Linked DNA regions of Homo sapiens: region 1 is linked to region 2. A link is a contact called in ENCODE Hi-C data. All regions are on one chromosome and are shown on one strand. The core of a region is the stretch at or near the end of the contact, and the rest is flanking DNA. Distances in the headings are between cores, read along the strand shown. Region 1 holds the start of MYO1D (myosin ID). Region 2 holds the start of COPRS (coordinator of PRMT5 and differentiation stimulator).

Evidence for each region. A loop is a pair of places that touch in the nucleus more often than their neighbours do. Pooled maps may share reads with other maps.
Region 1: a loop to region 2 is called in a map of CD4-positive, alpha-beta T cell, with 8 times the contacts of the local background. The contact joins the promoter of MYO1D here to the promoter of COPRS in region 2. A Hi-C loop is called at or near these places in 1 of 168 maps with a recorded cell type or tissue (CD4-positive, alpha-beta T cell), 1 of 37 single-sample maps with no recorded cell type and 6 of 50 pooled maps.

Annotation. Positions count from the first base shown.
Region 1 is chr17:32,874,128-32,878,702 of GRCh38, forward strand. It overlaps MYO1D (myosin ID), which reads right to left and starts at 2,997. Exons shown (of 22, transcript NM_015194.3): 1 at 2,651-2,997. The coding sequence starts at 2,745. It overlaps MYO1D-DT (MYO1D divergent transcript), which reads left to right and starts at 2,728. Exons shown (of 4, transcript NR_184086.1): 1 at 2,728-2,766; 2 at 3,717-3,834; 3 at 4,173-4,508. RefSeq lists silencers at 2,333-3,322, 2,529-2,716.
Region 2 is chr17:31,857,495-31,862,329 of GRCh38, forward strand. It overlaps COPRS (coordinator of PRMT5 and differentiation stimulator), which reads right to left and starts at 1,750. Exons shown (of 4, transcript NM_018405.4): 1 at 1,607-1,750. The coding sequence starts at 1,705. It overlaps UTP6 (UTP6 small subunit processome component), which reads right to left. Exons shown (of 19, transcript NM_018428.3): 19 at 3,410-4,835. RefSeq lists an enhancer at 737-1,411 and a silencer at 1,471-1,900.

The sequences.
Region 1 (4,575 bases), core at 1,747-4,246, 1.0 Mb after region 2:
TGTTTTGGAGTCAACCTAAGGTATCTCTCTCTCTTCTGAACTTCCAGAACAATTTCTATAATTACTTGACAAATAATCACCTAAGCTTTATAAGGCTTTTATCTTCTCTTTCTTTTCCTTTCTTTTTTTCTTTTCTCTCCTTCCTTCCCTTCCTTCCTCTTTATCTGTCTCTGTCTCTCTCTCTCTCTTTGTGTCTCTGTCTCTCTCTGTTTTCTTTCTTCTTTTTCTTCTAAGAGACAGGGTCGTGCTCTATTACACAGGCTGGAGTACAGTGGTGTGATCATAGCTCACGGCAGCTTTGAACTCCTGGGCTCAAGCAATCCTTCTGTCTCAGCCTCCTGATGTTGTTTTCTTGAACTATTCTTTAAATCAATAGAAAATTCCACCTTTCTCCAGGTCTTCATTGAGATGTCACCTCTTCGAGAGGTAAGCAGCACATCTTGTAGTTCTTTGGATACTCCTAGCTTATCTCCTAGAGTACCTTGCACACAGTAGAATTAAATTGCAGCATTCGGCCGGGCATGGTGGCTCACACCTATAATCCTAGTGCTTTGGGAGGCCAAGATGGGAGGATTGCTTGAGGCCAGGAATTCAAGAACAGTCTGCTCAACATAGCAACTCTAAGGGCCCATCTCTAAAAAATATAAATATAAATATAAATAAATTGCAGCATTCTCTTCTGTACACATAGGAGTTGTTAGGCTCACCTTAGTAATCTATTTTGAGATTCAAACTTCACACTTAAGAGACTTAATGCTTTAAAAAAAAAAGCAGAAATTCTAAGTGCCTTCCCTCAATTTACTTTTTAAAAACCACAAGAGTTTTAATTCTATTACAGAGGAGTAGTCCTACAAACTAATGTAGCCCTGTTAGACTCTATGCCTTCAATTTCAAATTCTGAAAATTCTGCAAAAGCTCTGGCTAAGCCCATGTATTTGCTGGAGGTGAAAGATGGAGGTTAAAATGAAAGGCTTCATATTCAACTGTTACTACATGGTCTTGTATACAGTATGTACATAATAAATGTACCAATGTCTGAAAAACTGAAATGATTATAACTGAGAGTGACAAAATTATAAAGGCATTTCTCAAAGCACACAACTTATTTCCTGTGGGGGAGAGGAGTAGAATCTCTTAATTTAAAACAACCTTAATCTATGAAATTGCTATGTAACTTACCCCTTTATCTATTTTATGTGCACTTGGGAAAACTTAAAACAGTTTTACTAATATGGATTTGCCAGGCACTAATCTTTGAAGTATGTATACACATATTATTAATAATTCATTTAACCCTCAGGACAACCCCAATCCTACAGACGGGAAGACTGAGGCACAGAGAGGTTAAGTAACTTGCTCAAAGATCACAGCAAGAATGCAGTGGAACTAGAATTTGAATCTCAACAGTCTGACTCTTAATCACTATGATAATGGGTATTGGTTATAGCTGATGTAGAGGTATATCATTTTGATTAATATTTGGGGTGATTTCTATAAAAGTTGTACATCCAAACCTTGATCAGAAATGTAACATCCTATCATTATGCTGGTATGTAATCAACCTGATTGACCCCTGTCAACTGGATTGACAGGGGTAGTTAATAATGAAATTAGGGTTAAGCACCCAAGCCTAGATTATGACTTTCACTTTATAAGCTTAAGGAATGATGTTTAGCTATAAACCTTAGAAGAAATGCAGCCAAAGCTTGCAGGGAAACATACACACGCACACCAAAACTCAGCTATTTTGAAATTCCACTTACTTTAATGTTTAAGTCAAACTACTTTAAAACTGTTTACATATTACTCTATCAAGGGTGAAATAATCGCATGTAAAGGGCTTTCTAAAACAAATCCACATCTTGGAAGCCCATTTTGGGGCGTTGAGTTGTGACTACGTTCTCAAGGATGTTAATAACACAAGAGCTCCATCCACTAACTCCTTGAAAAAAACCAAAACCATGAACGTCTTGTCAAATTCAGACAGTTTATCTTGGCACTGGCAAGTACAGCAGTCTCTTCGATGTCTGGAAACGTGTCTAATTACGTTTAGAGAGTAACTAAAAAAATAGCCAGTGTCCCGGAACAGACAGCTCAGGGATCACTCCATAGCATCCTGAATGACAGGATGGAACTACGCCAGGAGGAAAAAAAAAAGAAGGGCGAAGAAAGAAAGAAAAGAAGCAAGTGTAAAGCCGGGATGAGACGCCAGCCTCTCTCCAAAATAATCCTCCAGTCCTCCTAGGGCCTTCGGGGCCACCGCAACTCTCGTTCAAGTTATTTCCCTTCAGTTTCCATGAGGTCACCGGCCCGCCCACATCCCTCACCTGGCGCGGGGAAGCGCGCCCTCCCGCGCGGCACACCCTCTGCACCTAAACCCCGGACAGCGCCCAGGGCTCCCCTCTCAGGGAAGCGCGGCCCTTGAGCTCGACACGCCCCCCGCACCCCAAAGCGGCCGCACCCCAGGGGCGTCCGCTCTCGGGAAAGCGCAGCCGCGGAGCTTGGCAGACCCCCGGACACCGCAGCCCGGCCGCGCCTCCATCCCTGGAGCTTGGGCGCTCCCGACACCCCGGATCCGGCCGCGCCCCGAGGCGCCCCCTCTCGGGAAAGCGCAGCCTCGCGCCCCTGCGCGCGGCCGCTCCGCCCTCACCTGAGCCTGAGGTTGGCCATGAACTCGGGCATGGAGACGGTGTCCATCAGCACGAAGTCTGCCTTGCCGAATTCCAGGCTCTCCTGCTCCGCCATGGCGCCAGCGCGGGGGCTCAGGTGGGCGCGCTCGGGCCTCCGGGGCCGCTCCGTGGGCCCGCGATGAGCTCGGGAGGGGCCGGGGCGAGGCCGCGCCGCGAGGCTACGGGGAGGGGGCGCGCACGCCGCTCGGCGGGTCCGGGCCGGACAGAGGCCGCCTCGCTGCTCCTCGGCGCCTTCTCGGCCGGCGCGGCTCCGAACGGGACGCACCCGACAGTTTCCGCTCCTCCCGCCGCGGCTGCCGGGCGCTGTAGGGGCCGGGACACCGAGACGGAGACGGCAGCGGCTGGTCCCGCCTCCAGCCTGGGGCTCGTCCCGGCTCCGCCCCGCCCGGGCCTCCCGGCTCCGCCCCTCCCGGCCCACTGAGGAGCCCGCCCCAGCCGCGGCCCTGGCCGCCGCCTCTTCACCTGGGCGGCGCGCACGCGCGGGTGGGCGGCGGGGACGCGCGCTGGGCCGGGCGGCGGCAGCTGGGTGGCAGCGCCCCCTGGGGACAGGCGCTGGGATCTCAGGCGGCCAAGAGGATGGCCGCCTGCCGCCCACACTTGGTAGCTGCCAACAAAGTTAGAAAAGTAGTTCGTGGAGCTTTTCGCGAGGACAATTCATTATGATTCTGTCACCCTGCTCCAAAACCCACTCCCGCCTCTCTACTCACACCCTGCCCATTCTTGAAGTGGTGGTTCAAGCACAGACTGAGAGGTAATAATAATGGCTAACATTTTTGGGGCACCAAAAATGCCCAGAGCTGTTCTCAGCGCCTTAGAGAACTTTTAAGAAACTTGCCATACGACTAGGAAGTGGAGCAGCTGCGGTTTCACGCAGGTCATTTGACTTAGGAGCCGCAGCGTTCAACCACGTCTGACTACCTCCATTCTTCAGTGGCCCATTTTCTCTTCCACTCATCCGAGCATGTCATCAGACATTACCTTATATGATTATTAAGTTTTTAATATATCTTTGTATCATCTCTCCAGGATTATTGCGGATGTCTTGAGCATGGGACCATTCTTTTTGCATCCACCAAATAACTATTGTACTACTTTGCATATATAAATATGAAATCCATACTGGTTCAGTGGAATGAAGTGAGTTGTAAGTAGTCTCCAATTTATTGATACATTGGTTGAGCTTGGAAAATTCTTTTTGAACTCAATGTATTTTCCCAAAGAAAATATACTACAAATGACTTTCTTTCTTTTTTTTTTTTTTTTCTTTTTCTGGAGACAAATTCTCCCTCTGTCACCCAGGCTGGAGTGCAGTGGTGCAATCACAGCTCACTGCAACCTCAAACTCCTGGGCTCAAGCAATCCTCCAGCCTCAGCCTCCTGAGCAGCTGGGACTACAGGTGTATGACACCATGCCCAGCTATTTTTTTTAAATAAATGACTTTCTAAGGTATCTACATTTATTCAGTCCTGTGTTTCTGTTAGGACATCTTCTATTACAAAATCTACGAGGAAATCTAGAGGCCTCCAAGGACCTGGCTGGGCTTCAACTCTGGCTGAGTTTGAGATGAGTAAACCAGACTGAAGGACCTTGCCCAAGGCCTGCTTCAGCTGCCAGCCACCCACACTTGCTAAGAGAAAGGAAAGGAGCTTTGTCACCTCCTGAGGGACTGCCTCTGCCATCAGAAAACCACCCCAATCCCTGGCACCAGCAGAGCTGGGTTGCATCTGACTACCGTTAGCAGCTGTCCTTCAGAAGGAGGAGATCCACCTGTCTCGATATCAGTGTCCTCATTTGTGGAATAAAAGCTCTGGAATAAGGTAGGACTGTCCTATGGTTGGGTCATTTGTGGAGGTGTCGGTCAGTGGCTAAGTAGGTTATTGCATA
Region 2 (4,835 bases), core at 500-2,999:
TGCAATGCTGAGCACTGAAGGCAGTATTTCTAATCTAACTGAAAATCTTCCCGCACAGCCAACCAAATGCTTCTCTGCTCCCATCACTCAGAAGTTCCTGAAACCCTATGACCTCCAAGACCTCTTTCTAATGAATCACGAAATGTTCCCTGCCTGCATAAAAGACCTGATTTTGATCCCAGCTCTGCCATCCATTCAGAGTGTGACCTTGAACACATCACTTCAATTACTGTGCCTGAGTTTTCTTCTCCAGAAATTAGGGGTGACTGTTCTGACCCTGCAGGGGACTTATGATTAGACACCATTTATGAAAACACCTGGCATGTGGCAAGAATGTAACATTTCTTGAATTTAAATTCATCTTTTCTGCTACATCTAAACTGTACTCGGCACCTGCTCCAATCAGCATTCATTATCTAGTCATGTCTGGGTTTAATAATTCAGTTCCACTCCCTGTAGTTAGTGACAACCTCTGGTCACTGCCGCCCAAGGAGAAGTCAGACCTCTCACCTAAACCACTGCCACGGCCTCCTAACCACCTTCCCATCCAGCCATCTGGCCCAGCCTTACAGAATTAATCACTACTCTGCTCAAAACCTTCAACAGCCCTCCACTGAGAGAGCACAAAATTAGCCATGGCATTCGCACGTCCCCTCTTCTCCCACTCCCATCAACCTGTTGAGCATAGTTCTCTGCATGCTCTGAGACCCAACTCCAGGCCATGTGCCCTGCACTTTCTCATCTCCACGCCTCTGCAGACACCACCAGCCTCTCACCTTGATCCTTTCCTGCTATGCCCTGACAAAATTAGTCCCATTCTATTCTGCACTCCAAAGTAATTTTCTTTGTAAGTGTCGCTGCATTTTTCATATCTTACTTTGGCTAAGTACCATCTTTGAGGCATCATTCATCCAGTCGGTATGTCTATCTCCTGTGCCAGGCACTATGCTAGGCTGTGCAAACAGCCCTAACAGAGGGTTCCTACCTTCAAGCCGCTCAGCACCTAGCCGGTACAGACTGTAAACAAGGACAGGTAAGAACTGTAATAACGGTCTGTAACGTTCTCGGGAAAACCAGGAGCTGTCTAGCTTACATGAAAACAAGTTTCTGGAAACCCTGCGTCAAACAGGGCCTTTCTGGTTTCAGTAAGGAGAAGGGGGAGCGCGCATGTGACATCTGGGGCTCAGGGTTAGCTGGCATCCCCACCAACGGACAGAGGTCCACAGGTCTGTAAAGTCAAGTCCCTCTCCTCGCCGCCCTCACCTGGCCCTCGCCCAGGCTCCTGGCAGCGGGCCCCGGCTCTCGGTCACCAGCGTCACCTCCCATTTACCAAATCCGCAGCGGCGCCCAGCGGGCGGACAGCCGTCTCTGCTGACCCAGAGCGCCCACCCACGCCCTCGGCTTTCCCCGCCCCGCAGCCCCGCGGCCCCGCGGCCTGGCCGTTTTCAGCTCGAGCGCGAGCCCAAACAGCGCTCCGTGTCGCGGGGCGGCCCGAGGCCGGCCAGAGGCGCTTCCCCGGCCCCGCGGCCCCCGCCCAGCCCGGCCCCGCGACTTCCCGCCCCAGGCTGCGGCTGGCTGTTGCTCCTGGCCCCCACGCGGCGCTCACCTCCGGGCTGGGGGGCGCCCCCCGCGCGCTAGGCAGCGGCGGGCCCCGAGACGGCTCCGCGGCCCCCTGCGCCTGGGCCCCGGCGGCCTGAAGGTCCATGCCCTGCGGCCCGCGGCTGGTCGCCCTGGACGCCGTGGGCCACGTGACGCGCCGGCCCGGCTGCCCGCCCGAGGATCCGCCGCAGAAGCGCCAATCAGCCTGGGGAGGGGGTGGGTACCGGCCAAGAGGGCGGGGCGCGGGGGTGTCACGAGCAAGCGGGGGCGGGGCGGCGCAGGGGGCGGGGCGCGCGGCCTCGCGGAGCCCGCCCCTCCCTCCCAGCGCGAAATCTGAAACAATCTCGGAGACGGATTTTGGAAACTCCTCTCGGTGCATATCCTAAGGCTGCACGACTAGCTGCGTGTGAAACGCCAAGCGTACCCTACTCGGCCACTCGGGGTGTGCTCCAGCTTCAAAACCCCGCGTGGGTAAGACACATGAGCAACCCAGTGACCTCCACCTTGAGCTAATGATCGTCTTTGAAGTTAATCCATTAGAAACCAAGATAGATGATTAAGACACAAACTGCAATATGCAGTGGACACAGAATACAGGCCACGACGCTTACTCATAATAATCCTGAACATTCGGGATTCCTGTATTTCCATGCTCAACGCCTGATACCGACAACCTAATTATTTCCCATTTTGCCTCGAAAGGTGGCTTCTGGGGATAGGCAGGGCCTGAGCTGGGAACAGCCCAACTGGAAAGACAGCCTTCCCTGCCTTCCCCACAGTGCCTAACCTCTAATAACAAACCAGCTCAAGGTGTGCTAATCACGTCAACATCAGGACATGAGACCCTCTTCCTTCATCCCCCTCAAAGACTGTGTTGTTTGTACAACACAAAAGGCATTTGAAAAAATTTAGCATAAAACTGACACACAATATTCGATATTATTTTTGTTCTATATGTAGATGTTCCTACACAGGAGTCAGTATCCCCAAGGCTAACTGCCTCTAGGTCAGCAATGTCCAATAGAACGTTCTTTAATGGTGGAAGTGGAAATGAAAGTTCTACTATCTGTACTGTCCAATATAGTAACCATATACCTACTGAGCACTTGAAATGTGGCCAATGTGAATAAATTGAATAATTCTAATAAATTTAAATTGCTACATGTGCCTTGGAGCTACTGTTTCTAACAGTGCAACTCTAGGTGTACTAGCTAGATGTGTTTTCATAACCTGCAATATTGAGAATCAGATACAGGGATGTGATGACCCCAGGTGACCACCCTTATAGCCTTGTGTTAAGGAGACTACCACTATCCTCTTTGCTCCCTAATCTACATATCTCTTTCGTAAAATTAAAGTGCCAAATAAGATTAAGAATGTTAAACATCCCAGGACTTAAGGGACAGGAAAAAGAGGAATTTTTTTCTTATTTTAAAACAAATGACAAGAAAACAGGGGCTGGCCGCGGTGGCTCACTCCTGTAATTCCAGCACTTTGGGAGGCCGAGGCAGGCAGATCACTTGAGGTCAGTTCAAGGCTATCCTGGCCAACATGGTGAAACCCCATCTCTACTAAAAATACAAAAATTAGCCAGGCGTGGTGGCACACACCCATAATCCCAGCTACTCGGGAGGCTGAGGCAGGAGAATCACTTGAGCCCGGGAGGTGGAGGGTGCAGTGAGCAGAGATTGCCCCACAGCACTCCAGCCTGGGCGACAGAGTGAGACTTGGTCTAAAAAAAAAAAAAACCAGAAAGAAAAAGAAAACAGTACAAAAGCTTAAAATAAAAATGTTCTAAAGTAGACTCTAATACTCATAGAAATTTAATATATAATAAAGGTAACATCACAAATCAGCAGAGAGAAACATAACTGCCCAAATAGTGTTGGCAAAATTAACTGCTTGGGGAAAAAGAGTTGTTCTCAGCACCAGGAAGAGCTTCCAAAGCATTTTAAAAACAGACATCACACATACACACACAAAATACCTCTGGGCATCAAAAATCGCCACAAAAGGTGCCTATAATCCCAGCTACTTGGGAGGCTTTGGCAGGGAGAACTGTTTGAACCTAGGAGGCAGAGGTTGCAGTAAGACCACACCACTGCACTCCAGCCTGGACCACAGAGCAAGACTCTGTCTCAAAAAAAAAAAATCACCACAAACAAGGCTGGGGGTAAAATTATTTGCAACAAATGAGAAACAAGATATTAATATTCTGAATATGTTTTTAAAAACTCTGGCCAGGCACAATGGCTCATGCCTATAATACCAGCACTTTGGGAGGTTGAGGTAGGAGGATTGTTTGAGCCCAACTGTTTAAGAGACCAGCCCTGGCAACATAGCAAGACCAGTCTCTACAAAAAAAAATTTAAATTAACCAGGCATGGTGGTGTGCACCTGCAGTCCCAGCTACTCAAGAGGCTGAGGTGGGAGGATCTCTTGAGCCCAGAAGTTAAGGCTGTAGTGAGCCATGATCACACCACTGCACTCTAGCCTAGGTGACAAAGCAAGAACTTGTCCAATTTAAAAAAAAAAATTAACTCATAAATTAGTAAGAAAAAAAATTTTTAAATAGTCTAAGGATGTAAAAAGATGAGAAACATAAAATACACTAACTTCACTAATATCAAAGTATGGTAAAACAATGACATATCACATTTCACCTATAAAATGGTAAAAATAAAAGATATAATTACACCAGTACAGGTAAGGGTACTGACACTTTCATGTATTGCTTGAAAGAAGGAGCAAACCAGCAATACATATCAGTATTCTCTAAAAGCAGTATCCTTTGATCCAGTAATTCCACTGTCGGATGTCAATCTCCTAAGGAAATGGCCAGGGATGTGAACAAAGATTGACAAGAATCTTCATCAACAGCATTTATCTAATTTTTAAAAAAATTAGAAATGACAGTCCAGGCCAGGCTTAGTGGTTCACGCCTGTAATCCCAACACTTTGGGAGGCCAAGGCGGGTGGATCATGAGGTCAGGAGTTCGCAACCAGCCTGGCCAATATGATGAAACCCCCGCACTACTAAAAATACAAAAATTGGCTGGGCGCGGTGGCGGGTGCCTGTAATCCCACCCAGCTGCTCGGGAGGCTGAGCCAGAACCACTTGAACCCGGGAGGTGGAGGTTGCAGTGAGCCGAGATGGAGCCACTGCACTCCAGCCTGGATGACAGAGCAAGGCTCCATCTCAAAAAAAAAAAGACAGTCTAACCAGAGGATTAGTA